Linked DNA regions of Homo sapiens: all the other regions are linked to region 3. The links are chromatin contacts, found by Hi-C or POLR2A ChIA-PET in ENCODE. All regions are on one chromosome and are shown on one strand. Each heading gives the region's core, a stretch centred on a gene start or an enhancer-like site at or near the end of the contact. The rest is flanking DNA. Distances are from core to core; before and after follow the strand shown.

The links. Hi-C counts contacts between places; a loop is a spot of excess contacts on that map. ChIA-PET counts read pairs that join two places held with the same protein, here RNA polymerase II (POLR2A). Pooled maps may share reads with other maps.
Region 1: a loop to region 3 is called in a pooled map, with 6 times the contacts of the local background. The contact joins the promoter of NUDT8 here to the promoter of C11orf24 in region 3. A Hi-C loop is called at or near these places in 1 of 37 single-sample maps with no recorded cell type and 4 of 50 pooled maps. POLR2A ChIA-PET finds 5 or more read pairs at or near these places in 1 of 52 experiments (GM12878).
Region 2: a loop to region 3 is called in a map of B cell, with 17 times the contacts of the local background. The contact joins the promoter of CPT1A here to the promoter of C11orf24 in region 3. A Hi-C loop is called at or near these places in 1 of 168 maps with a recorded cell type or tissue (B cell), 8 of 37 single-sample maps with no recorded cell type and 12 of 50 pooled maps. POLR2A ChIA-PET finds 5 or more read pairs at or near these places in 1 of 52 experiments (Panc1).
Region 4: a loop to region 3 is called in a pooled map, with 7 times the contacts of the local background. The contact joins the promoter of ACY3 here to the promoter of C11orf24 in region 3. A Hi-C loop is called at or near these places in 2 of 37 single-sample maps with no recorded cell type and 3 of 50 pooled maps. POLR2A ChIA-PET finds 5 or more read pairs at or near these places in 1 of 52 experiments (GM12878).
Region 5: a loop to region 3 is called in a map with no recorded cell type, with 10 times the contacts of the local background. The contact joins the promoter of AIP here to the promoter of C11orf24 in region 3. A Hi-C loop is called at or near these places in 3 of 37 single-sample maps with no recorded cell type and 6 of 50 pooled maps.
Region 6: a loop to region 3 is called in a map with no recorded cell type, with 5 times the contacts of the local background. The contact joins the promoter of RPS6KB2 here to the promoter of C11orf24 in region 3. A Hi-C loop is called at or near these places in 1 of 37 single-sample maps with no recorded cell type and 1 of 50 pooled maps. POLR2A ChIA-PET finds 5 or more read pairs at or near these places in 1 of 52 experiments (HEK293).

The regions. Positions count from the first base shown.
Region 1 is chr11:67,626,819-67,631,186 of GRCh38, forward strand. It overlaps NUDT8 (nudix hydrolase 8), which reads right to left and starts at 3,119. Exons shown (of 4, transcript NM_001243750.2): 1 at 2,900-3,119; 2 at 2,101-2,233; 3 at 1,505-1,582; 4 at 1,120-1,433. The coding sequence starts at 3,093. The coding sequence ends at 1,128. LOC124902696 (a long non-coding RNA gene) reads left to right here. Exons shown (of 2, transcript XR_007062741.1): 2 at 1-575. RefSeq lists silencers at 1,660-1,954, 2,522-2,671, 2,962-3,751, 3,872-4,041.
Region 2 is chr11:68,839,897-68,844,758 of GRCh38, forward strand. It overlaps CPT1A (carnitine palmitoyltransferase 1A), which reads right to left and starts at 2,020. Exons shown (of 19, transcript NM_001876.4): 1 at 1,879-2,020. RefSeq lists enhancers at 46-205, 2,414-2,939, 3,662-3,801, 3,842-4,051 and silencers at 859-1,138, 1,189-1,288, 1,549-1,628, 1,839-1,888, 1,909-2,268.
Region 3 is chr11:68,269,265-68,273,847 of GRCh38, forward strand. It overlaps C11orf24 (chromosome 11 open reading frame 24), which reads right to left and starts at 2,709. Exons shown (of 4, transcript NM_022338.4): 1 at 2,593-2,709. LOC105369363 (a long non-coding RNA gene) reads left to right here and starts at 2,838. Exons shown (of 3, transcript XR_950248.3): 1 at 2,838-2,912. RefSeq lists a silencer at 2,507-2,906 and an enhancer at 2,818-3,672.
Region 4 is chr11:67,649,480-67,653,834 of GRCh38, forward strand. It overlaps ACY3 (aminoacylase 3), which reads right to left and starts at 1,251. Exons shown (of 8, transcript NM_080658.2): 1 at 1,104-1,251. RefSeq lists enhancers at 1,323-1,402, 1,473-1,532.
Region 5 is chr11:67,479,791-67,484,630 of GRCh38, forward strand. It overlaps AIP (AHR interacting HSP90 co-chaperone), which reads left to right and starts at 3,236. Exons shown (of 6, transcript NM_003977.4): 1 at 3,236-3,467. The coding sequence starts at 3,369. RefSeq lists an enhancer at 3,078-3,137.
Region 6 is chr11:67,425,332-67,429,743 of GRCh38, forward strand. It overlaps RPS6KB2 (ribosomal protein S6 kinase B2), which reads left to right and starts at 3,163. Exons shown (of 15, transcript NM_003952.3): 1 at 3,163-3,292; 2 at 3,651-3,691; 3 at 3,789-3,909; 4 at 4,196-4,264. The coding sequence starts at 3,215. CARNS1 (carnosine synthase 1) reads left to right here. Exons shown (of 10, transcript NM_001166222.2): 10 at 1-273. RefSeq lists enhancers at 2,707-2,856, 2,873-3,640, 2,957-3,206, 3,641-4,408.

The DNA.
Region 1 (4,368 bases), core at 1,869-4,368, 640 kb before region 3:
ACACTGCTTTTATGAGCTGTAACACTCACCACAAAGGTCTGTAGCTTCACTCCTGAGCCAGCGAGACCACGAACTCACCAGAAGGAAGAAACTCCAAACACATCCGAACATCAGAAGAAACAAACTCCAGACGCACCACCTTAAGAGCTGTAACACTCACTGTGAGGGTCCATGGCTTCATTCTTGAAGTCAGTGAGACCAAGAACCCACCAATTCCGGACACACAACCGGCCATGTGACAGGCTCAGGGAAGGACATGTGACTCAAGGCAGGCCAGTGAAGTGCAATTCTAGGTTAGACTGGCCGGGAAGGAGCGGCCGTGTTTTCTGTTGATGGATGCTGCTGCCCTCTCCTCAACCTCTCACGCTCTGCACTACAGACAACCTCCTTGGGGCTGAGGCCAGCACAGCGCAAAGCACAGCAAGAGGGGAGCCCGAGCCCCTGGATCCAGCCATCCTCCACGGCAAGCTCAGACCACCCGCTCCCTCAGCTCTTTCACAGAACCCTGGTCTACCTAGTTGATGTCTTATATAATTCCACTATTATCTGTGATTAATTAATGTGGAACCACATGATTATCTGTGTGACCTGGTCTGAGGTCTCCCCTAGACTGAGCACCCCCTCTGGACGGCAGGTGAGCATCTGACCGGTCCACAGCTGTGGCCCCCACACAGCAGCTGGCACACACAGGGGCTCTGCATGTTAGACTCCTGCAGTAACACCCAGGGGCATGGGTGCGCCTTACTCCTCTCTGGGATCCCGGAGCCCAGCACAGCGTCAGCCAGGCACAGCAGAGAGAACAGGAGGTGCAGGCTGAGACAGGGCAGTGCAGTGCCTAAGAGTCTGGGCTGTGGAGTCTGAGAGCTCTGGTTCCAATCCCAGCGTGGGGCCCTTAGGCAAGGTGTCTCTCCTCCCTGAAAGCAGTCTCACCAGCCAGAGACAGTGTTGGCCCTGCCTTATGGGCTGTTGTGAGGGTGAGATGAATTGACTCCAAGTACTTGGCACCCAGGAAGTGTCCATTGCTGTGGGGCATGGCGTGACTGGAAGGAGGAGCCCCAGCCAGCGACCTGGAGTGGTCTGCCCAAGGTCAAGGCCCCAGTACAGCAGAAGCAAGAGCTCTAGAGCTGTCAAAGACCTTTATTCAGTCCTGGAGTGGAGCTGGCCTGACAGGGTGAAGCCAGGGGCTGCTTAGGGCGGGCCAGACCCTCAGCCCCTGAGCAGGTCAGGCCGGCCAGGCGGGGCTGGTAGGTACCAGGTGCCAGCAGCTGCAGGGCAAACTCAGTGATGACAGCTGTGAGGCCCCAGACCCGGTGTGGTCCATGCAGGAAGACGGGTAGTGTGTAGCGGAAGTGGCCACCCCGGCAGAAGTGGGTATAGCCCTGATTCTGCGTCTGCAGCAGGTGGGCCAGCGGCAGTGCAAACACCTCATCTACCTGCAGGCAGGAGGCAGAGAGGGTAGACAGAGGACTGGAACAGCCCAACCCCCTCATATCCCCCAGCTCACCTCCTCCGAGTTGGGCCTGAGGCTCTGGGGATCCAGTGGGCCTACACCAGCAAGCACTGGCACCACGGTGGCCTTTTGCTGGGGAAGAGGGCAGGTGGTCAGGGAAGCATGGCCTTCGCTGGGTTTGAAGGCTGGGGAGGGGAGTGTGAGAGGAAGACCCCTTTGCCATGCATAGGCCTTTGGTAGTCATGTTCGGGTCCACCTGCCTGTGTCCTCCAGCCATGCTGACTGACTCAGGTCCCCTCAAATGCACTAGACCTGTTCCCTCTGCTTAGGACAATCTCCCACTTGGCATTCAAGCCTGGGTTCAATCCCTGCCTACCCCATGAAGCTTCCCTGACCCTAATCCACCAAACTGAGTGGAGCTGGCCCACCCCATCGCCCTGGGCCACCTCTACTCAGGACACCAGAGCCTCCCCAATCCCTTCCCGAGGGGGTGTGTGGGGTGGTGCATGTGACCAGGCAGGTTAGGGGCACCCTTCCACACTTTGTGCCCGTGGGGGTCCATGACCACTCTCCTGGTCCCTGGTAGCCCAGCTCCAGGGCAGGCACAGAGTGAGTGAATGGGGTGGGGTGGCCTCAGCCAAGTGGCTTACCGGATCATACACAGGCCGCAGCAGGCCCCACACGTGCTCCTCGGGCACTGCCAGGCCCAGCTCCTCCCGGGTTTCCCGCAGGGCCGTGTGCACCACATCTTGGTCAGCCGGGTCGCACTTGCCGCCTGGGAAACTAAACAGACACAAGGAGTCTGGTCCTTGGACTCTTGGGGCCACGGAGAGGTCGGGGTATCGGCAGTGCGGGGGGGGCCACTGGCCCACCGAAGTGTCGCCTGCCTCTGCCCCTAGTTTACTGGGAGGCCCCAGGCAAGCCATGCGACCTCTGGAGGCCAGTTTACCTCCCTGAGCAATGGGGATAAGGAAGAGAGGCCCGGGACAGCGCAGGATAAGAGGGTCTGCAGCAGGGGCAAGAAGATCCTGGGGCTCAGATACCCAAATTCGGCCTATGGTGGCCCCAGCAACACTGACATTGTCCTCAGGATGTTCTTAATTCCCGCCGGGCGGGGCCCGAACCTCTCCGTAGTCGCCGGCAGGGGGCGGCGTCCGCCCTCTAAGCGGGAAACAGCTCAAAGGGGTGTCCCGGCCCAGGCGTGCGCGCAAGGACGCGTACGAGGGGCCCACGCGGCGAGGACGTGGCGCCCCGGCAGGTGCACCGGGGCCGACGGACACGGATCGCTGACCTCTCGCTGCAGCCCTTGGGCGGAGGGACTCTCCCCAGACCCATTTTACGGAGGCGGAAACCGAGGCTCGAAGGGGCTAAGTGCCCTGCCAGAGGTCCCTGCCAGCCCCGGGCTCCTGTAGCCTCCGGCAAAGGGCGAGGAGTTCCCGGCCGCTGTACCTGACGTCGCCCTTGTGCCTCCCGGTCAGGCGGCTGGACCGCAGCGTGTACAGCAGCGCCGGGACCCCACGCACTGAGCAGAGCGGCACGAGCACCGCGGCCGACGCGGGCCGCGCGCGGAGCCGGGCCGTGGCCCCTGCCAGCAGCCGGCGGCAGCGCAGCTCGCCCTCGGCCGACAGGCAGTCGGGCAGCATGTCAAGTCCTGCGCGGCCGGGACACTGAGGGCGCGGGATCGGGCGAGGGAAGAGGCGGGGCGAGGCGGGGCGGGGCGCTCAGCCCGGGTCCCTCCGAAAGCTGAGAGGGAGAAGGGGCAGCCCGCGCGACGCGTCCCGCCTGGGGGGCTGCAGAGCGGCAGCGGCGTCGGGGGGCCTCAGTGGGGTGGGTCTGTTCGTGGGCGGGGCCTTCCCGGAGACGGGGCCTCGGTGGGACTGGGTCTGTTCGGGGGCGGGGCCTGTTTGAAGGCGGGTCCTCGGTGGGACGGGGTCCGTTAGGGGGCGGGGCCTGTTTGAAGGCGGGGCCTCGGTGGGACGCGTTGAGTCCCCCGGATGGGAGGGACGGAGGGCGGCGGGGCGGGGCGGGGCGGGGCCTGCGCGGGAGCCGGACTCGGACGTTACTGCCAAAGGGCGGCGGGGCCTAGTAGGCAATCGAGGTTGGGGCGGGCTGGGGGCGGGGCCTGGACCGGAGCTTTTGCTACGAAGGACTGGGGGGCGTGGCCAGGAGGACTGTGCTTCCGGCAGGGCCGGGCCGTGGCCGGGGGTGTGGCCGCGGGGAGGGAGATGGGCGCGGAGCTGCAGGACCTGCCGGTTGTGTTCTCCGAGATCCTGAAACCACGCGAACCGTGAAGCGCCCGGCGACCGTCCTCGGTCCCGTTGGGTCCTGGCGTTGGGGTGTCTGATGAGGCCCCGCCGGCCCCCACTGGTCCGTCCCTCCCCTAGGGGCTCCAGGATGTACGGAGCCGGGATCCCACGGGGACGCCCCTCCAGGAACCCGAGGTCGATCGGTGCGCGAGAGGAGCGTCCGGCCCAGCCCTCCCTCCGGTCCTCCCTCCCGATACCGCTGGGTGGCGCGCGCCGCCCCCAGTCTTGTCTTCCCCTCTGGCTCCGTCGGACTCCAGCCCCAGGCCTTTGACCTCCTTGTCCCAGCGTCCAGAGCTCTTCTCCCTTCCTGCCTTGAGTCTTGACCGGATTCCCAAATCCCTCCCCCTTTCCTACCTCGGCCCCTGTGGTCACTGACCACCGTGGTTCTGCGCCCTTCCACCAGACCCTGGGCTTGGGGACCAGATGACCCCAGCCTTGCGCACAGCATTTAAACGTGGGGTGGCGGGTGTCCGCCATGCTCTGCTGTGTGACGTTGAGCAGGTCCCGCGCCTCTCTGAGCGCCAGTTTCGATCCTCATCTGGGCAAGTGCAGCCCTGCCACTGGGCTGGAGTCACCACTTTTAATATTACTGTGTGCTCCCAGGGATGCGGA
Region 2 (4,862 bases), core at 770-3,269, 570 kb after region 3:
GTAGGCGGCTTGTTTTTAGTACCAACTCGAAACGTTATTTTGGCCTGTGCATGATGCCAACTTCTGCCACTTTGAAACAAAGTGTGTGCACTCCCAAACCTGGCCCTTTTTATTGTTTGATTCCAACTGTTAAGATAGGGTTCAAGTGCAAGGTCTAGGCTAGCAATGCTTCACAGGAAGGAAACCAGTAATTTACATGCGAAAAGCAGTCCACAGGCTCTTGGTATTGAGGCAAAACCAATCCAAAGAACCAGCTGCGAATGCTGATAGTCCCCAGACCAACTGACAGCTGGATGTTCGCTGGCCTCAGCGGTGTGCATTCTCAGCGACACTTATGTCCTCAATTTATTGCTACGTTCACTCGGTCAGAGTCGCCTTAAAGAATTTGGAAAGGCCCGGGGGTGGGGGTGCTTCCTGGCATAAATAGAAGACCAGTGCTCAGCCATTTTTTATTCACTTGGTTTGTGGCTTAGAATGAAATAAACATGCTTGCATATCTGGAATGACCAGAAACCGGACACCTGTGGAAGAAAATGGTGTAACAAAATACAACGTTGCAAAAGGTAAAACCGATTTTCATTTTATTCGGTAACTTACAAAGTTACCAGCTTCCTACTAAAATCTGCCCTTAAATATTTTATAACACACGGAGCCGAGAGGAACCGAAAGCCTGTGCCGAGTTGGGAATATTAACTTTGTTATGTATTTAACCTGGTAGGTAGTTGGGATTTTTAACTCTCTGAGTTGTTTTCTTTTTTTAAAGTAAGATCGGCCCTCATCTTTGAGTTCTGCGGCTTTAACGAAAGCCAAGGGCGGATTTACATTATAAAGACGCTGACCCATGGCCTCTCCTGACAAACCGAAAGAAGCCGGCTGTTGGCTGGCCGCGGCGGTGGCTCCGAGAAGGGGCTGCCCCGCGTGGCCCTGACCGCACCGTCGGGCTCGCAGGCCAAGTTCGCCAGGGCACGGCCACGTGACACCCCCACCCTCCCGCGGCCCCGCCGCTCCCAGCCCGGCACGACCTTGGGCACATGCTCCGCGCCCACCCGCCCTTGACCCAGCGCTGCACGGGAGAGGCTGCGGGGCGCTCCCAAGCAGGCACTGGGCCCGGCACCCTCATCCTGCTCACGGCAGCGCTCGGACCGCGCCTGGAGTCCCTGCGCCAAGGGCGTGTCCCGACGGCTGCACCGCGAGGGCGGGCATGGGGAGGGGGACCGGGGAGACGGACGCTGGGATGGGGTCAGCGGCGCCCTGCCGAATCCCGAGGGCCGAGCACCCCTCCCTCAGCCGCACTGCACCTGCCCGTAGGTGACCAACCCACGGGCGGACCCCCAGACCCAATCCTCTCCAGAGCCAGGGTGGGATGGGCAGGGACAGGAGCCGGAGGCCCTACTGGCCCCGGGCGAAGGCATCCTGGAAAGCATCCAGAGCGTCCAGCATCCCTCCCGCGGCCACCCGCAGGCTGACCGACCCCTGGGCAGACCCTCAGACTCAATCCAGTCCAGGGCGGATTAAGGAGTGGGAGACAAGGGAGCCGGTGGCCCCGCTGGCCCCGGGCCGGAGGCGTCCAGCCAAGTCCGGAGGGCCGAGCATCCCTCCCGCGGCCGCACGGGACCCGCCTGCGGATGGACCGACCCCCGGTGGACCCTCAGACCCAATCCCCTGGGGAACATGGGGAGCCCCGGCCTCTTTCTGGGTTCAGGATCTCCACAACCCCGCCGTCCGGGGGGAATACCGGGGTTCCTCTCGGCGCCCCGGTTCCGGCGGCGTCCCCCACCCGGTCCGGTTCCCGGCAGCCCCGCGCCCCGCCCGTCCCCGGCCCCCGCAGCCCGCAGGGCCGCCCCGCCACCCTCCCCACCGCGGGCGACCGGGCCTCACCGAGTCAGCTACGGAGGTGCGGCAGCGGCAGCGGCAGCGGCGGCGGCGGCGGCGGCGGTGGAGTGAACGAGCGGCGAGCGGGAGCCGGGGAAGGAGGGCCGCGGGCGAGGCCGAGCGCACCCGACGCCGGCAGCAGCGGATTGGCTGAGGCGGGTCCGGCTGCGGCGCCTGCAGGCGGGTGACTCCCGGCGCGCGGAGGGCGGGCCCGGGGCCTCGGCGGGGCGGGGCGTCCGCGGGGCTAGGAGGGGAGGGAAACTGAGGCTCGAGCGGGTGCTCGCGTCCTCGACCTCTGCCGGAATGGGGTCTAGGACGAGATTCCTCACCCTCCGAGCCTCAGTTTCCTCATCCGTAAAACGAGCCATCTCGTGGAGGCCGTGCGCATAAAATCGCTTAGCTCCGTGCCTGGCTGATCCTCGCGACTTATCTATCGGCATTGCCCCGTGTAATGCTCCAGGCACCCCCTGATGGTATTCACCCCTGACTCTTTCATGCAGACAAGGGTCGCGGGCCAGGAAATAAGTTACCCCACATCACCGAGCTGAGAAGCAACCGATCCACAGGGAGTGGTGGGGCGCGCCTGTAATCCCAGCTACTCGGGAGGCGGGAAGTCGCTTGAAGCCAGGAGTTCGAGGCCAGCCTGGGCAACGTAGCGAGACCCCGTCTCTAAAAAAAAAAGCGCGGGGAAGTGATAGATCGGACATTGGGTCCAGATCTGATTCCACAGCCCATGCCCCAAATCAGACCTTATACCACGAGTGGCAGTCATCGCGATCCAGAGGCAGCGTGGCTCCTCCTCATCTAGCTAGGATAAAAATGCCTCACTTGGGGGGCTTTGGTGAGATTTACTAAAATAATTCTTCCAGCGTCAAGAACATAATAGGTGCTGGGAGAGGAGTAGCTGGAGGCCAGGGCAGAGCGACCGAGAGACCCTTGTGCTGGAGCTCGGGAGAGGGGCCGGGAGCGGGAACTGAACATCCACCGGTCCCAGGAGTCTAGGGCGAGCGCAGCTGCAGGGGACCCAGGGGGTTGAGGGGGAGGGAGAGGGGCCCCAAGCGTAACAGGAGGGCCAAGGGGGTCTTCCTGACCGGGAGCCACCCCTCCCCTATCTTTGCCCGCAATGCTTCCAGGCGCGAGCTGGCGGCTCTGCATACAGCAGGTGCTCCATAAATGCACCGATGTTATGAACAAAGACTCTTTTAAACCTCTTTTATGAACCCTGCTCTTTTTAAGTTCGACCACTTCTTCTAGTTATGAAAAAATCCATGTTTGCAACCATCCTTCTTTCTGTATCATTTAGTTGTTACCGCAGAAGAATTTAGAAGAGAAAATGAAAGTTCTCCTTTGATCCCGCCCCCCACCACCGCTGCAGTTAACTCTCCCTGCGGTTCCCGGGCTCGCTGTTTTAAAGGAAGGCTAGGATGCAAGCTGTCTGTAAGGCTGTTTTGTTTTCACTTGGCTTACGTCGTAGACAGGTCTCTGCTGGGGGACGGAGATGACCACCGGCCTTCCCAAGGCTGCATAAGATTTCCTTTGACTATGCTGTGATCCATTTACGCGGCCCCCATTGGACAATTAGGGCCTCCTCCCCGCCCCCCACCCCACCATTGCAGGTATAAATAAAAGCTGCGTTGGCCGTCGATGTACCTCCTGGAGCTCCTGATTATCCTGTAGGATAGATCCCTGGAGGGGAAGCAACCAGGCACGTGCGACATTTTGGTGACACAGGCCAAGCTACCATGCCGAAAAGTTTACCAACTTCCACTGCCACCCGCGCGTGCAAGCGGGGCCCTGTCTCCGATTATGGATTATTTTAATCTTTGCCAATCCTAAAAGGAGGGGTGGGGGAGGGAAGAATCTCTCATCTCTCCTTTTAATTTGCATTTCTTTGAGGTTAGAAGTTGGGGGTTTGTCCCCCTGCTTGCGCTTGTCTGGACCACCAGTGAGCCCAGGCACTCGACCCCCGCAGATTTCACCGCCCCAAGAGGCCAGTGGGCTGGGCCAGGGCACACGTTCCTGACGCGCGGCTGCACCCCACGAGCCCGGGCGGCTCTCGCGCGTGAGGCTCTCCTTGCACGTGGGCCTTCGCGGTTTGCACTACGGAAGCTGGACTGTCATTCTCACCGCAAATGCCCTTCCCTCCTTTCCCTGGAACCTCAGCCACCGACAGGTCCCCGCTCCAAGGTCATTTCCTCCCTCGCTCAGCGCCCCGGTGCGCGCCCAGCTGGGATTGGCCCCGCGCCCTGTCTGTTCCCAGGGCTCTTCGGCCTTGACCGTGCGCCCTTCCCTGCGCGCCGCCTAGGTGCCACCTGCAGGCCGGGCGGGGCAGGGACAGGGACCCAGTCTGTGGGGACGCCGAGGCGCCACGCTCACCTGTGCCATGGTGGCCGGGCTCTCGGCAGCTGCAACGAGCCCGCGCCGGCCTGCAACTGCAGCCGCACTGGGGAGGCCTTATTCCCCTCCCGCCGACCACGCTGCAGCTCTCCTGCCCGGGTCTGCGGCTCCCGCGGCTGCGTAGCTGAGTCTATTAATAAAGAAGCAGAGAACGAGGCCTCCCGGGGAGCTCCGGGCCTGAGCCTCAGTTCCCTGGGGCCAAAAACGTCTCCATGTCTGCCTCTGAAACTAGAGTAATCTTTCTCAAGCCTTGTTTTTTACAGATTCTGCCCCAGTTTGAATACTGTAGCAATTGCCTACCATAGCTACAAGAAAAATTTTCTTTTTAATGCAGGTAATGTTTTTATTTACCGCTAAGATTTCTCTTTTTACTCAAAAAATACTTTTTTATGGAAAAATCCAAACCTTTTTATTCATTCGTTCATTCATTCATTCATTTTTGAAACAGGATCTCTCTCTGTTGCCCATGCTGCAGGGCAGTAGCAAAATGACAGCTCACTGCAGTGTTGACATCCTAGGCTCAAGCAATCCTCCTACCCCAGCTTCCTGAGTAGCTGGGACCACAGGCAAGTCCCGCCATGCCTGGCTAATAT
Region 3 (4,583 bases), core at 1,459-3,958:
CATAATTTAGAGAGACTACACGATCTATATATCAGGAGAGACATTTTCCTAGGAGCCAACCAAAACTTCGGAGGAATCCAGGAGCAAAGCCATAATGCAAAGATGTCAACCGGCACAAATGCTTCTCTCATTGATGAATATTTAACGCGTACTCAGGAGATTACAGAAACAGCTCGTCACCTCTTATCATGGGAAGGTTATCAGTAGGTGGTGATATCAAGGACCACCATGGGCCTGCTCCCAACACAGATGCCCACGTGTGCACACACAGCCACACATACATGCACTTAGTCACACACGCTTGTGTGCGCACAGCTGCACATATGTCCATCTGCACATGCACACATGCCACCACACATGTGCACTCACACAGGCACACACATACACATGCAAAATCACACACACAAAGGTGAGGGCACACACACGGAGCAGGTCCACAAGGCTATATCAGGACACTCCACGGGTTTCTCAGGAAACTTCTGCTGGATACCATCACCACTTACTCCCTCCCAGCCGGTGGGGCTGGTGGTCACTCCCACAGAAACAGGAATTGGCCACTGTGTAGTCGAGAACAGGCCTTCATTGTCCTATGACTTCATCCCTCTGCTATGGTCCTGCCTCCACTTTCCAACAGAATATTCTAAATGTCAAGATCCCATGCGGGAACCTGTGGTCATCTATGTAAGTTGACTCATGATGGACAAACCATTAACAACATTTAAAATAACAGTTTCCCCTGCAAAGGCTTCAAGCCAAAATTAGGATGTGGGTCTCGGGACCCCACCAGTTATTCTCATTATTATGTGGTACAGGGAGACTGGGTAGATCAGGGTCTCAGACCATAATAGATGGGAAAAAAGAGACCCCAGGGGCAGGAGGGGAATGAGCGAGAGAGAATTAAGTTTGTATTAAGTTGGAGACCAGGGCAGATGGAAAGACGGAAGGTTAGGCTGGCACTGGGAGCTCCCTTCTTCAGGGGTCAGCTCCCCATAGGATCTGCAAGGAAGGTGCAACAGGATACTCCCTTGAGCCATGTGACACTCCATGACAAAGGCACCCCCAACTATGCCCCTGGGTGTCAACCTCCCTATCCTTTTCTGGTTCATGACCTCGAGATGCCTCCCAAGGCATCTTGTCTGAATTCTTGTGTTCCGAACCTTGGCTTGTTATATGTGGCGCACTTTATGCAAGTTACACAAAACTGGACTCCAGGCGTGGTGCTGCATGCCTGTAATCCCAGACACTCAGGAGGCTGAGGTGGGAGGATTACAAGCCCAGAAGTTTGAGTTCAGCCTGGGCAACATAGTGAGACCCCATCTCTTAAAAAAAAAAAAAAAGGGAAAGAAATAACTTAATTCTTTTTTTCTGGCATAGAGAGGTTCCAAAGACCAATCCTGAAGCTTGGTAAAGGACTACAGCTGTTACCCCCACATTCTATCAGGCTATTAAGACTCACTCAGCCGCAACATGGCCAGGCCCCCACACCAAGTTAGGCAAGCTACAGATACCAAGGAGTAGGAACTGCAAACACAAATACAGGGCAAACTGCAGGTACCTAATCCTGACACGTCACCTGGCTGAACTTTGGTAGCAGAAGCCCAAGGAACACAGACTTATGGCTTTGTGTATATAGACATTGTCCTGTAGTCCAAAGGATGTGACTCTGTGGCAGACGGGAACCTAGAACATTGGACATTTATTATATTACATTAACTACCTTGCTTGCTTCCAGGTTTCTGGAAGTTTTGGTAACACAGCTAAATACTAGGGCCTAGTTTTTGCTAAGAACGTGGGTAGCTCTGACATTCCTTTGTCCATTAGGCAGATCCACTGTATAAATGGAAACATCTGTATTTTAAAGATTTTCCTAGCTGATTTTATCGAAATGTTAGAGATTTTCCTGGGGCGAGGGATAGCTGCAAGTTATTACAGTCAGATTTCTAAGCACGATGATTATTTCTGGTGGCAAACCATGCGTGTGGAGGCCGATTCCTCCTATCAGCCTAACGATTAAGTCAACATGCTAAGCAGCCACACGGGGGCTACTAAGTGACTCGCACGGGGGAAGCAGGCAGGGAGACAGATGGGCAGGGGAGGGAATCTGGGGCAATGCACAACCTCCACCCAGGTAGAGAGAGGGTCTGGGGGATAGGTCTGTGTCACTCAAGTAAGAGCGACACTTCTTGGGGTCCAGTCCCGTCCTGGGCTTGCCCGGGAAAGACCCCAGGACAAATTCGGCCCCCTTCCAGAGTGTCCCCATTCTGCTCCCACAATGGGACAAGCCGGCCTCTTCTCCAGTCTGGGCCCCCTTCGGCCCTCCTCCCTCCTCCTGTCTCTTGGGCCCCCAGCCATGCTCGGCCCCCAGTTGACTTCTTCAGTACCTGCATTGCTCAGCGTCTTGCACTCTGTGCGTGCCCCATCCGCCGCTCCTCCTGTCCCGTTCCTCCTGCCTCTCTCAGCCCCACTCACTCTCCCACTGCCCCTCGTGCCCCCATCCAACCCTCCTCCTGCCCCCCAACCTCTGTCTCTCAGTCCCAAGCCAGTCAGGGAGCCCTGACAGCAGCTACCCGGACGGCAGTGCGAGCCCCTTACCCGGGCGCAGCAGGCCCCCGGCGGCCTGGTGGCCCTCGGACAGTAGGAAGGAGCCTGAGGCCCGGCGCGGGGACGTGGCCGGCAGCGCAACCCAGGCAGCTCCGGGCAGCGCGCCCTGCCCGGGCCCCGCCCAAACGCCGGAAATGACGTCACGGAGGGCGGGGCGGGCCTGCTGGCCGGGGCGAAGAGCGGCTGCGGCGGGGCCTGTGGCGAACGGAGGCGAGCCGGAAGTGGGGGGGTTGTCTGCTCTCAGGCCCCGCCTCCCCGGGGCCGGCTCGGGCCACTTCTTGCGCGCTGCCAGAAGGAGCTATTTTGAGCAGGTCTGTGGCGGAAGTGGGTGTTCCCGGGTCTCTGCTGCCCAGCTGTGCCCGCTGCCGTCTTGGGGTCCCGGGGTGCGCGGGTTGGGCTGGGTGAGCTCAGAGGCACCTTGTCGGCAGCCGAGCCTGAAGAGGCGACCTCGAAACGCCTCGTGAGACCTTTCGCGGGCACACGCCCTTCGCGTTCCTCCGCTTCCTCCCACGTTTCTTCAGCCCCTGGCGGGGCGCTGGGGTGCCCGGTAGTTAAGGGTGGGGTGGCAGCGAGCGTTTCTGTGCACCCGCAGCGTGCCACGCCCGTGCTAAGCACTTTGCCTATAGAGCCAGTGGCTTAATTCTGCAATAGCACAGTGAAGAACTTCGCCTCATTTTACAGACGTGGAAACAGGCTCATCAAGTGCTCTGTAATTGTAAAACCTGGGATAACAAAGGAGCAAAACGCAATTTAGAGGCAAGTGTGTGGGACTTGACTTTGGTTAGAAATAGGCTTTGCAGGCCAGGCGCGGTGGCTCTTGCCTGTAATCCTAGCACTTTGGGAGGCCGAGACGGGCGGATTATCTGAGCTCAGGAGTTCGAGACCAGCCTGGGCAACATGGTGAAACCCTGTGTCTACTAAAATACAAAAAATTAGCCGGGCGTGGTGGCGTGCGCCTGTAGTCCCAGCTACTCGGGAGGCTGAGGCAGGAGAATTGCTTGAACCTGGGAGGTGGAGGTTGAAGTGAGCAGAGATCGTGCCACTGCACTCCAGCCTGGGCGACAGAGCGAGACTCTGTCTCCAAAAAAAAAAAAGAAAGAAAGAAATAGGCTTTGCAAGTTAGTAGTTCTGTGACTGAATCCCAGTCTGTATAAGACCCTCAGGCATCCCCCGGTCCAAACCAAAACCTGTCTGCGAAGGATGATTTCACAGGAGCAAACCAAGACTTTATTTCCAGTTTTATAACCTGCCTTGGGGTCTTCGGCTAGGAAGCTAAGAGACACAGAAAGCTGAGATTGGGCAAAGACAGGATCTACCATCCACTCCGAGCTCTGGGAGCACCTGAAATGCGATTTGATGTCACCACCACCATCCCCAGTTCAACCACAGTTCATGTGTGGAATTTAACCTGCAAAGTTGGGTTTGCTGAGACCCAACGCCGGTTGGATCATGTGAAGATCAGATCCTTTCACTATGTATTTGCTTTAATTTTTCCAACTAGTTCGGATCTAACATGAAGTACAGTATTGAGGCTCACTCCAGAAGTGAAAATATACAATCGGCAGGCAGATTTTAGTTCTTTGCCTGCCCTTTTCAAAAATCAATGACTGGGCTGGGCGCGGTGGCTCACGCCTGTAATCCCAACATTTTGGGAGGCCAAGGCGGGCGGATCACCTGAGGTCAGGAGTTTGAGACCAGCCTGACCGATATGGTGAAACCCGTCTCTACTAAAAATATAAAAATTAGCCAGGCGTGGTGGCGTGTGCCTGTATTCCCAGCTACTCGGGAGTCTGAGACAGGAAAATTGCTTGAACTTGGGAGGGGGAGGCTTCAGTGAGCCGAGATCTCACCACTGCACTCCAGCCTGGGCGACAGAGCGAGACTCCTTCTAAAAAAAAAAAAAAAAAAAAAAAAAAAAATCAATGACTGTGACTCTGTTTTCATTTCCTCTTTGGCAACATAGGGACAATTTTTACTGCTGG
Region 4 (4,355 bases), core at 1-2,500, 620 kb before region 3:
CGGGGTCCAGGAACCCTCAGAAACAGCAGCCCCCAGTCCTGGCAGTGTGTGCGCGTGTGTGCATGTGTGTGCATGCATGTGTGCATCTGTACATGTGTGCGTGTGCATGAGAGCATGTGTGTGCGTGTGTGCACTCACATGTGTACGTGACAGCATGCGTGTGTGCGTGCGTGTGTACATGTGTGTGCATGTGCATGAGTATTGTGTGCATGTGTGCATGTATGTGTACATGTGTGCGTGTGTGCATGAGAGCATGTGTGCGTGTGTGCGCATGTGTGACAGCATGCATGTGTGCGTGTGTACGTGTGTGCATGTGCATGAGAGTATTGTGTGCATGTGTGCATGCATGTGTGTGTACATGTGTGCGTGTGTGCATGAGAGTGTGTGTGCATGTGTGTGCATGTGTGCATGTGCTTGAGAGCGTGTGTGCGTGCATGTGCGTGAGCATGTGTGCGTGTGTGTGTGTTGTGTGCACACGTGTGACCTGGCTCTGGCCCCACCTCCCTGACAGGCTGTGTGACCTGGAGAGATTCAGTGCCCTCTCTGGGCCTTGGCTCCACCCTGTGAAAGTCCTGGCCAAGGGCAGCTGTGGGGAGTGAGGAACAAAGGGCGGGCACAAGCTTGAAAATGGGCACATGGAGACCCCAGCATGAGTGAGGGCAGAGGATGGTGATGTCATGGGCATCATCACGGGGGCCAATTTCCTCACTGCAGTTGGGGAAACTGAGACCCAGAGAGGGGTCAGAGCTGTGGTTCCCCCCTGTGTCAGCATCCAATTAGATCATGCCTCCCAGCATCACCTCATTGCAAGATGCAATCAGATCACGCCTCATTACCCTATGCTTATAAAACCTGCCCCAGCCCTCAGCTCGGGGAGACACTGCTTTGGGAGCTGTCTAGGTGTTCTCCTTACTTGTTGCAAGAAATAAAATCCCCTATTAAATCCTCTTTAGTTAACACCCGCCAAGCAACTGAGCCCACCCGTTGTGTGGGTAACAAAACTCTGGCGACCCAGATGGGGCCGACTGGGATTCTGATCCTAACTTCTTGAGGCTCACTAAGGTAAAGCAGTGGGCCGCGGCACCTTCCCCGGGCGAACTCACCCACGTGGCCCCAGAGGGTTGAGGGTGACTCCCGGGGATCTTCTGCTTGCTGCGTGGCCCGTGGGGCTGTCACTCCGCCCTACCCCCGAAACAGCGGAAGCAGCTGCCTGGAGCTTTTGTTCTGTGCTGCTCCTTCAGGGAAGAAAGTGGACTTTGCCCCGTGGGTTGACTGAAAGGGTAAATTCTTTGGACCTAGCAGTGGGATCTCTAGACTTCAGCGCAGGGCACCTCTGCTTTCGGTTTCTGTCTGGCTCTACGTGCCGTGGGGGATTGAGAGGCATCTCTGGCCAGGCCAAGGGCAACCCGGATCCCGGATCTGGGTAGACAACAGTGGGACTAGTTTTGGGAATTCGTTTTTTTTTTTTTGAGACAGAGTCTGGCTCTGTCACCCAAGCTGGGGTGCAGTGGCGCGATCTCGGCTCACTGCAAGCTCCACCTCCCGGGTTCACGCCATTCTCCTGCCTCAGCTTCCTGAGTAGCTGGGACCACAGGCGCCCGCCACCACGCCCGGCTAATTTTTTGCATTTTTAGTAGAGACGGGGTTTCACCGTGTTAGCCAGGATGGTCTCGATCTCTTGACCTCGTGATCCGCCCGCCTCGGCCTCCCAAAGTGCTGAGATTACAGGCGTGAGCCACCGCGCCCAGCATGAGAATTTGTTCTTTTTTAGAGAAACAGAATTTTTCACAGGAGGCTGAGCTGCTCCATCTCCCAGAGCCCCTACTTGCCATACCCCGGGTTACCAGAAACAGGAGCTCTGCCATTTGATGAAAAAAATACTTTTTTCAGATAAATGTTTTTGTCATATCATCACACAAAGCGGGTAAAGTTGTATATATATACATACAACTTTTTACAAATATGTGATCATATGTACAAAGGCTAGAAGGAAATATACAGAAAAATATGTATTAAAATACTGGTTTTTTTTCATTGTTTTATAAGATACTCTACAAAACATTACAATGAGGTAGGACTATTTTAGTGCTAGAGAATCTCATTAAATGAATTTGTTCAAGAGCTTCTTTGTCAGCTGGGTGCAGTGGCTCACACCTGTAACCCCAACACTTTGGGAGGCCAAGGGGGGCAGATTGCTTGAGCCTAGGTGTTCAAGACCAGCCTGGGCAACATAGGGAGACCCTGTCTCTACCAAAAAAAAAAAAAAAATTAGGGTGGGCGCGGTGGCTCACACCTATAATCCCAGCACTTTGGGAGGCTGAGGCGAGTGGATCACCTGATGTCAGGAGTGTAAGACCAGCCTGGGCAACATGGCAAAACCCCGTCTGTACTAAAAATACAAAATTTATCCAGGCATGGTGGTGGGTGCCTGTAATCCCAGCTACTTGGGAGGCTGAGGCATGAGGCAGAGGTTGCAGTGAGCCGAGATCATGCCATTGCACTACAGCCTGGGCGACAAGAGCGAAACTCTGTCTCAAAAAAAAAAAAAAAAAAAAATTAGCCAGGTGGTGGCACACACAGCTGTGGCCCCAGCTACTCAGGAGGCTGAGGCGGGAGAATCACTTGAGCACGGGGAGTTGGAGGTAATCGTACCGTGAGTACAGTGAGCCGTTATCGTATGGCTGCATTCCAGGCTAGACAACACAGTGAGACCTTGTCTCAAAAGAAAATAAATAAATAAATAAATAAATAAATAAATAAATAAATAAATAAAGAGCTTCTTTGTCAATATCCTTTTGTGGGTATACATCATAGTCCCACAGTACTTCTTCAACCCAGGGAGATAAATGTGTATTAGTCTGAAGACCCAGGAGAGAATCTTCAAGACTTGGCACTGTCACTGATGATGATCTGCTTCCTTACATTATGACAAATGTATTCCCAGCTCCGGCTTGTTCTGCCTCATTAAGAGAATATTTGAAGACATTATTCATGATAGCAGCATCAGCATTTTGCAGAAGAAACCCTGGGGACAGATGTCTGCATGAAGCACCTTTATTCTGTGAATAAACTGGTATTTTTTAATGACCATTTCCTGCAACTGGCAAAAGTCTCCGTTCAGTTCTACTCCACAGGGTTGCACTGCTAAGCTATAAGATCACCCCATAAAGACTGTGCTGAGCCTGGAGCTGACGTCAGCCACAGCCTTTCCTGATTGATCAGGGAGTGCATGAAGATAAATGAACTTCAATTCCATGAGGGAGAAGGAACGAGCAATCGGTCTAAAGGTTCTGTTTGGTGTGAACCACCCAGTAGTTTCTGCTCATTTTCCCTTTGTCACATAATGAATCAATGAAGTCTTTATCACAAAGGAATGCGTCAGCGTGAATGGTGGGTTCTGGCTGCTGCTGTAGTTTTTGAAGGGTTAGATGTTCTGAGGAAAGCATGGTTTCTAGAGGCAAGCAATTCTGAAGGTCTTCTGCAGTGGGTTTTTTTTTTTTTTAATTTTGAGACAAGGTCCGGCTCTGTCACCCAGGCTGGAGTGCAGTGGCTCGACTGTGGCTCACTGCAACCTCCAACTTCCAGGTTCAAGCAGTCCTCCCATCTCAGCCTCCCAAGTAGCTGAAACTACAGGCACGCACCCAGCTAATTTTTTTTTTGAGATGGGGTCTTGCTATGTTGTCCAGTCTGGTCTCAAACTCCTGAGCTCAAGTGATCCACCCCCTTCAGCCTCCTAAAGTGCTGAGATTACAGGCATAAGCCACCACACCCAACCTTTCTGCTGTGTTTTTAAACACAATGTCTTTATTTCCTTCAGTGAATTCATCAAAATCTCGGGCAGTTTGCATCTGCTGGAGCAGTGCCGGGCGGTCGGCAGAGCCACAGTATAGAGCAGTTACAAGATTTCCTGCCTTGCCGAGTGAAATCTATGCCTTCCAATTTTTTTTAATTAATTAATTTTTAAAAAATTAGATTGGTACAAAAGTAATTGCAGTTTTTGCCATTACTTTCAATGGCAAAAACAGCGGTTACTTTTGAACCAACCTAATATTATAGAGACAGGGTTTCACCATCTTACCTAGGTTGGTCTCGAACTCCTAAGCTCAAGTGATCCACCCACCTCGGCCTCCCAAAGCGTGGTGATTATAGGCATGAGCCACCATGCCCGCCCCTCCCCACCAATATATTTTTAAAACTAGTTGAGTGTGGGCCAAGAGTTGTGGGATCTGTGTCACCACCAATCCCGCCTCTAAGCTGCTGGGTGGGTAATATGGGAAAACAGTAATTGTAGCAGGACTCCAGTGGCAGAAGCCATGCGGATAAACTACAAAAAGCAGAAGGGACACTGGGGATGC
Region 5 (4,840 bases), core at 1,986-4,485, 790 kb before region 3:
TGGAGTGCAGTGGTGAGATCATAGCTCACTGCAGCCTCGATCTCCTGGGCTCAAGGGATCATCCTGCCTCAGCCTCTTTAGTAGCTGGGACTACAGGCATGTGCCACTATGCCCAGCTAATTTTCTTTCTTTTTTTCTTTTTGTAAAGACTGGGTCTTGCTATCTTGCCCAAGTTGTTACTCATGGGCTCAAGCTATCCTCCTGCCTCAGCCTCCCAAAGTGCTGGGATTCTAGGCAGGACTTCTAACACTTACTGATCAGCATCATTCCTAGAGAGCATCATTGCCTTGTTCCTGATCTTGAAGAAATTGTGGATACTTATTCCATCATACTTAATTGTATGCAGCTTTTATCAACCTGAGAAAATTCCTCTTTGTTCCTAACTGTGAGTTTTTATCATAAATAGTCACAGAAGTTCATAAAATGCTTTTTCTGCATATTTTGAGATAACCATATGCATTTTCTCCTTTAGTTAACCGACGTGGTGAATTACAGTAATAGATGTTTATAATGTTGAACCATTCTTACATTCTTGGAATAAACTCTACTTGATCTTCATGCATTTTCTTTGGAAAAAAAATTCTTTTTTTTTTTTTTGAGACAGTCTCGATCTGTCATCAGGCTGGAGTGCAGTGGTGTGATCTCGGCTCACTGTAACCTCCACCTCCTGGGTTCAAGCGATTCTCCTGCCTCAGTCTCCCTGAGTAGCTGGGATTACAGGCGCCTGCCACCACGCCTGGCTAATTTTTATATTTTTAGTAGAGACGGGGTTTCACCATGTTGGTCAGGCTGGTCTTGATCTCTTGACCTCGTGATCTGCCCGCCTCGGCCTCCCAAAGTGCTGGGATTACAGGCGTGAGCCACCGTGCCAGCCCGGAAAAAAAAATTATTCTTTTTTTTTTTTGGAATGAAGTTTCGCTCTTGTTGCCCAGGCTGGAGTGCAATGGTGCAATCTCGGCTCACTGCAACCTCTGCCTCCCGGGTTCAAGCGATTCTCCTGCCTCAGCCTCCTGAGTAGCTGGGATTATAGGTGCCCGCCACCACGCCTGGCCAATTTTTGTATATTTAGTAGAGACGGGGTTTCACCATGTTGACCAGGCTGGTCTTGAACTTCTGACCTGAGGTGATCCACCTGCCTCAGCCTCCCAAAGAGCCGGGATTACAGGCGTGAGCCACCACGCCCGGCAAAAAAATTATTCTTAATTGTGGTAAAATACACATAACATAACATAAAATTTACCATCTCAACCGTTTTGAAGTGTATACTCAGTGGCGTTAAGTATATGCACACTGTTATGCAACCAATTTCCAGAACAGTTTCGTCTTTCAAAACAGAAATTCTACACTCATCAAAGAACAAGTCTCCATTTCCCACCCCCCTGCCCCCAGCCCTTGGCAATCACCATTCTGCTGTCATTTTTTTTTTTTTTTGAGATGGAGTCTTGCTCTGTCGCCCAGGCTGGAGTGCAGTGGCGCGATCTTGGTTCAATGCAACTTCTGCCTCCTGGGTTCAAGCGATTCTCCTGCCTTAGCCTCCCGAGTAGCTGGGATTACAGGCACGTGCCACCATACCCAGCTAATTTTTGTATTTTTCGTAGAGATGGGGTTTCTCCATGTTGGCCAGGCTGGTCTCAAACTCCTGACCTCAGGTGATCTGCCTGCCTTGGCCTCCAAAAGTGCTGGGATTACAGGTGTGAGCCACCGCGCCCGGCCCTGCTTTCTGTCTTTGTGAATCTGACTACTCTAGGTACCTTACATAAGTAGAATAATACAGTATTTTCCTGTATGTGACTGGTACTGTTATTTCACTTAGCATATTGATGCTTTTTTTTTTTTTTTGAGATGGGGTCTCACTCTATCACCCAGGCTGGAGTGCAGTGGTGCGATCTTGGCTCACTACAACCTCCATCTCCTGGGCTCAAGCAATCCTCCAGCCTCAGCCTGCTGAGTAGCTGGGACCACAGGCGTGCACCACCACACCACCTAATTTTTTGTATTTTTGGTGAAGATGGTATTTTGCCATGTTGTCCAGGCTGGTCTTGAACTTGTGAGCTCAAGGAGATCCAGGAGATCCACTTGCCTTGGCCTCCCAAAGTGCTGGTATTAGAGGCATAAGCCACCACACCTGCCCCATACTGATGCATTTTTACATGACATTAGTGAATTCAATTAGCCTAGTATTTTATTTAGAATGTTTCATATCAGCTGGGCGCTGTGGCTCACGCCTGTAATCCCAGCACTTTGGGAGGCCGAGGTGGGCGGATCACGAGGTCCGGAGATTGAGACCATCCTGGCTAACACGGTGAAACCCTGTCTCTACTAAAAATACAAAAAATTAGCCGGGCATGGTGGCGGGCGCCTGTAGTCCCAGCTGCTCGGGAGGCTGAGGCAGGAGAATGGCGTGAACCCGGGAGGCAGAGCTTGCAGTGAGCTGAAATTGTGCCACTGCACTCCAGCGTGGGTGACAGAGCGAGACTCCGTCTCAAAAAAAGAAAAACAAAAGTTGTTTTAGCCCCAAAGTACCTCATTTCTCTTTTCTTTTAATTTAATTTTTTTTTTTTGTTTTGTTTTGAGACAGCATCTCGCTCTGTCGGCTAGCCTGGAGTGCAGTGGCACGAACACGGCCCACTGCAGCCTCGAACTCCTGGGCTCAAGCGATCCTCTCGCCTCGGCCTCCCAAAGTGGTGGGGTTACAGGGCCACCGCGCCCGGCGCTAAAGTACCTCATTTCTATCATTCATCGATTATTCCCTAATATTAATTGGGCACAACTATGACTCATTTCCGACCCCGCAATGGGCTCTCTTGGTCTCCTTCTCCACCTTTCTTTCCCTCTTCCTCTTTTTATTTTTTGAAAGAGGAAGATCCAGGATGCAAGAGTCCCGACAATCATACTAGATATGCGAAAGAGAAAAAGCCGGAAGAAAATACACAAAAATCATAACACTTTGAGGGTGTGGCTTACGGGTGTTTTTTTTTTTTTTCATTTTCCTAACTCTGCAGTGCTGTTATATTCCATCCACAACTTCAAACAAAGTGCCACACGGCCGCAGTCCCAATCAATTCAATGACAATTGTTAGGGACGTCCTCGTCCCGCCCGGCCCGCGGACCCCGGCCCTTCCTCCTTGACAGGCTGGGGTCCAGCCCCGAGACATTCCTAGGCTCCGCCCCCGAGCAGACGCGCGCGCTCAGCCCCAGCGCAGAGAACCAATCACCATCCGTTTCCACGCTCAGTCCCTTTTGGCTTCTGCCCTCAACCAAAATGGCGCTAGCTCGGAAGCTGCCGAGGTGCTAGGAGTTGCCGAAGCAAGTCCGGAAGCTACCGAGCGAGTCCGGAAGTTGCCGAAAGGGAGCAGCGGGGAAGGAGGATGGCGGATATCATCGCAAGACTCCGGGAGGACGGGATCCAAAAACGTGTGATACAGGAAGGCCGAGGAGAGCTCCCGGACTTTCAAGATGGGACCAAGGTTCGTGTCTACCCTACCCTTCTCCCCCTCTGCGGCGTGGTGCGCATGCGAGGCGGGAGGAGGCCTTAGGCGAGAGGTTGCGCATGCCCAGAGGGCAGCGTCCACTGCCCCTACCGCTCACATGCAGAACTCGACGCTGATTGGGCTGAATTTAAGTAGGGGGTGAATTCGGGCCTGTCTGCCCCGCCCCCTGGCTCGGCCTTGTAGCAGCATTGGTGGGGGAGGCCGTCAGTCATCACAAGCGGGTTGGGGTTGGGGGTTGATCTCAGTGCTTGGGCAGACCCCACGCTGGAGGAAACCCAGGGCCGGGAGTGGTCCTCGGGTATCTGGGTTTCAAGGCTCATGATCCTTTGTAGATGGAAGGGCCTTCTGAAAACACTTAGACCAACTGCCGCTGTTTAGAGTGGAAAACCAAGACCCTGGGACGTGCAAAGCCGGAGAACGGGCCCAGAGGTCAGGTCTCCCAGACAGGGACTCTTTAGCAGCCTTCCTGCTGCACTAGGGGCTTGTTGGGACAGATGAGGGTTGGGAAGTAAAGAACCTCCCACTTTTCTCCTTTTTGCCAGGCCCCCAGATCCAGCCCCTCTGCCCGCTTCTCCCCCAACCTACAACTCCAGGCTTCCCTGCTTCTCCTGTAGTTGCCTCCTCCCGGAGTGCTTTTCCCAGCTGCCACTTGTTTGCAGAGTAGGGAACCTCCCAGGGGCAGCCCCTGTGCCCAGCAGAGCAGTCAGGCAGGACATGCACATTGAGCAAATGAGCACATGCCCCCTGGCCAGCACCGTGCCGAATCGGGCAGCTAAGCATCCTAGCCCAGTGCAGTATAAGTGCCCTGAGAGCAGAGGGGAGCTGCATGGCTGGAGTGATCCGCTGTATGAAAAGATATCTTCTCTAAGAAGAGACAGGATGTGTGGTGTGGGTTCATGCCCCCATGTGCTGGGGGGTTGGTGGCGTTGGAAGAAGGGGCTGGCAAGGGGGATCCTGGATGGAACAGACATCAGAAGGAGAGATGTGAACAATGGCACCCCAAGATCAGAAACAGGTGGTGTTAAATAACCAATCGCCAGCACTGATTGAGTGCTCACTATTCGAACATTGTGCTACATGCTTCACACGTTTATTTCCTACAATGTGAGATAGGTACTGTTGTTGATTCCGTTTTACCGATGTGGAAACTGACTTCAGAGATGCAGCATGGTGCGGCAGTTAAGAGCGTGGGCTCCTCTAACCATATCCTGTCGAGAGTTCAATCTCCAAACCTCTTTTCTCTGCACCCACCCCCAGTGTTATCTCTAAAAACTCTCCCTGCCCGGATTACTCCCAGATGCAGCTCTCCAGTCATTAACTGTCTCTTAAACCTGATATATAGCTCCCTA
Region 6 (4,412 bases), core at 1,913-4,412, 840 kb before region 3:
GCCCATTCAGCTTCTAGGCCCCCCTCACCTCCCTGCCCTCATTCACAAGTGGCCCTGAGACACGTGAACACCTCCCTCCTATGCATCACAAACCTTCTCCACCGAGCTTTGGTGCTTTGGCCTCTGGCACACCTAACTAGCATTGGCAGAGGAGAGTCTACACTCTCTTCCTCATTCAGGGAAGATGCTTTAAGAAATCCTGCCTCTGTGCAGCAGAGGAGCTGGAGGCAGCTCCCCAGGCATCCCTCCCCAAATAAAGGCTTATGTACTGGTGAAGTGTCTAGATAGGTTCTCTTGACTGGACAACTCCTCCCAGGATCAGCTAGATAGGGGGTGGGGAAGGGGGATCAAGAGACGGGTAGGGGATACTTGTAGCATCTGGAGCTAAGGGAAAACCACCCCACTGGCCTGGTGTCTGAGTTGCCCTGGGTTGCTAGGGGCCTGCCCTACACCCACATCAAGACCCGAACCTGGGGATCTCCTTTGGTGGAATTACAACCAGAGGGCCACATTCAACGAGATAACCCTCTGCATGCCTGGAGACCCCTGAATTCTGTCCACCTCAGTTCATACCCAACCTCCCCTATGCACATGGAAGGCACACCTAGACAGCCTCCAACAATCAGAACTCACACCCAAGGCCTGGTCTGACCCAAATTCACACCCACACATCCCCATCCAATAAGAATCCATACCCAATCTTTTTTTTTTTTTTTGAGACAGTTTCACTCTTGCTGCCCAGGCTGGAGTGCAATGGCACAGTCACGGCTCACTGAAACCTCTGCCTCCCGGGTTTAAGTGATTCTTCTGCCTCAGCCTCTCAAGTAGCTGGGATTACAGGCACCCACCACCACACCCAGCTAATTTTTGTATTTTTAGTAGAGACGGGGTTTCACCATGTTGGCCAGACTGGTGTCGAACTCCTGACCTCAAGCGATCCACCCGGCTCGACCTCCCAAAGTGCTAGGGTTGCAGGTGTGAGCCACCGCGCCCCGCCAAATCCATACCCAATCTAAAGTCACAGACCACATGTCACAGACAAGATTTGCTGTGTTGAGTGTGTTCATTCCTTCTTTCTTTTTTTTTCTTTTTTTGGAGACGGAGTCTCACTCTGTTGCCCAGGCTGTAGTGCAATGGCGTGATCTTGATTCACTGCAACCTCTGCCTCCCAGGTTCAAGCGATTTTCCTACCTCAGCCTCCCAAGTAGCTGGGACTATAGGCATGCACCACCACTCCCGGCTAATTTTTGTATTTTTAGTAGAGACAGGTTTTCACTATGTTGGTTAAGCTGGTCTTGAACTCCTGACCTCAAGTGATCCACCCGCCTTGGCCTCCCAAATTGCTGGGATCGCAGGCATGAGCGACCCTGCCTGGCCTAAGTTCATTCTGTCAACAGCGTTTTTGGTTTTTGCTGGGTGTAGTGGCTCATGCCTGTAATCACAGCACTTTGGAAGGCCAAGGCAGGAGGATCACTTGAGTCCAGAAGTTCAAGACCAGCCTCCTGGGCAACAAAACAAGACCTCCCCTCTAAAAAAAAAAAAAAAGAAAGAAAGAAAGAAAAGAAAAAAGATTATGTGATTATGTCATTCCAGTTACTTGGGATTTGAGGTGGGAGAATCACTGGAACCCAAGAAGTCAAGGCTGCAATGAGCCACGATCTTGCCACTGTACTCCAGCCTGGGTGACAGAGTAAGATCCTGTCTGAAAAACTAAACAAAACAAAGAAAAAAAAACCATAAAGTTTTTTTTTTTTTTTTTTTTTTTTTTTTTTTTTTTTTTAAGATGGAGTCTCGCTCTTGTTGCCCAGGCTGGAGTACAATGGCATGATCTTGGCTCACCGCAACCTCCGCTTCCCAGGTTCAAGTGATTCGCCTGCCTCAGCCTTCCCGAGTAGCTGGGATTACAAGCATGCACCACCATGCCCAGCTAATTTTGTGTTTTTAGTAGAGACGGGGTTTCTCCATGTTGGTCAGGCTGGTCCTGAACTCCCGACCTCAGGTGATCCGCCTGGCTCGGCCTCCCAAAGTGCTGGGATTACAGGTGTGAGCCACCGTGACCAGCCAGGTTTTCGGGTTTTATCTGTTTGAGACTTGGTCTCACTCTGCCGCCCAGCCTGGAGCGCAGTGGTGCAATCTTGGCTCACTGCAACCTCTATCGCCCGAGTTCAAGCGATTCTCCTGCCTCAACCTCCCGAGTATCTGGGAGTACAGGTGCGCGCCACCACACCCGTCTAATTTTTTGTATTTATAGTAGAGGCAGAGTTTCATCATGTTGGCCAGGCTGGTCTCCAACTTCTGACCTCAAGTGATCCACCCACCTCGGCCTCCGAAAGTGTTGAGATTACAGGTGTGAGCCACCGCCTCCGGCCTGTTTGTTTTTTTGAGACAGGATCTCACTGTGTCACCCAGCCTGGAGTGCAGTGGCACCATCATAGCTCACTGTAACCTTGAACTCCTGGCCTCAAGTGATCCTCCCAACTTGGCTTCCCAAAGTGCTACGATTACAGGCGTGAGGCATCGTGTCCGGCCTCAACAACGTTTTTTGAAGTGTCTATTCTGTACCAGGTGCCTAAATGTGCTTAAATTAAGAAGGGAGTAAACGCCAACAAAATCCCATATTTACAGGTCTATCACTGACCCCCAAAACCCTATTTAAGGCGGGAACCTGGCAACATAGCCTGGCAGTGAGCTGGCCACTCAGTAAATGCTCCGATTTGCAGGGTCCTCGAGCCAGAGGCACTTTGAGGAGACCCTGATGCAGCCGCCTCCCTTTCTGGAGTGAACCGAAAGCAACGCGACCTGCCTTTCATCACGCAGCCGGCCTGGCAGTACCCGTCTCCAACAGGGCTGGGGATTGCATTTACATTCACACCTGCATACACTTCCGACCCTGCTCCATCCAAACTCAAAACACCGTAGAACCAAAACGGGCTCCCAGAAAGCCTTGCTGGGAAGACCGAGGGTCCTGCGGAAAGGATTCTGCAGGCTGAAGGCTAGGCGCCTCGCCACTCTAGGACTACAATTCCCGAGAGGCCTTGCGACGGAAGCCATCTTTGTTCCCCACCAGGCTAAGCGATTTTCCGGAGGGGGAGTAAGATCCCTTGCGTCACCGGCGCGCGCAGCTGCCGTCGCGGAGAGATGATGTTTAGGTCCGGGACTGTCAGTCAGTGCGCGGCCAGGTACGGGCCGACGGGCCCGCGGGGCCGGCGCCGCCATGGCGGCCGTGTTTGATTTGGATTTGGAGACGGAGGAAGGCAGCGAGGGCGAGGGCGAGCCAGAGCTCAGCCCCGCGGTGAGTGCCCTGCCCTGGCGCGACTGGATCCTGGAGCCGATCCTGTCACCCAGCCGAGGCCGGAGCGGCGGCTCCGCACGCCCAGAGCGGGCTCCGACTCTTTGCAGACCCAGATCCTTCTCAGATCCCGGTCTCTATTAAGTTCTGATCCCACCCTCACCCCGACCTCTCTTCCAGAACCCCAGCCTTTTCTCCCGATTCTCCCTTTCCTGCCTTCGGTTTCTTCCCAATTCTTACCCATCCCCTACTAGCTGCCATCCCTGACACCCTTCTCTCCTGGGCCACGCAGTCCAACCTGAACGGGAGCGGGGAGGTATCCTGGCACCTTCCTTGGCTCTTACCCCTCGGTTTCTCACAGGACGCATGTCCCCTTGCCGAGTTGAGGGCAGCTGGCCTAGAGTGAGTGAGGGTCGTGTTGGGGGAGGGGGGAATGGAGTGGGGAAGGGGAACTGGGGAGCACTGGAGCCTTGTCCTCATTAACTCCTTGTGTCCGTAGGCCTGTGGGACACTATGAAGAGGTGGAGCTGACTGAGACCAGCGTGAACGTTGGCCCAGAGCGCATCGGGCCCCACTGCTTTGAGCTGCTGCGTGTGCTGGGCAAGGGGGGCTATGGCAAGGTAGGGGCGGGCGCACCCTCCTCCTGGCCTCACAGCCTCCATCTGGAGGCAGCAAAGGGTTCTCAAAACAAATTAGACTTGTGAATCAGCAGGGCCTCTAATGGGATTCAGAGCCAGAAACATAAAGGAGGGAAGGCCAAATCCTCTCCAATCGGACTTGAAATCTTCACTGCCCCACCCTTGGCAGGGCCTAGGCCTCCTGATCCCAAAGCCAGAGCTTCAGGGTGGGGCTTCTTGAAGATAGGATGTGGAGAGGGAAGTTGATCCTGTCTCCCCTGCCCTACAGGTGTTCCAGGTGCGAAAGGTGCAAGGCACCAACTTGGGCAAAATATATGCCATGAAAGTCCTAAGGAAGGTGAGTCACTCGTTCAGCCAACGAATACTGTGTGGCTGCCATTCCCAACATGCTGTACCAGGCTTTGGGAAGACAGCAGGGAACACAGTGGAGGAGGATCCCTGACTTTGGCGTTTGCTGGTTTATTGTCTGTTGTGATGTGTATTGT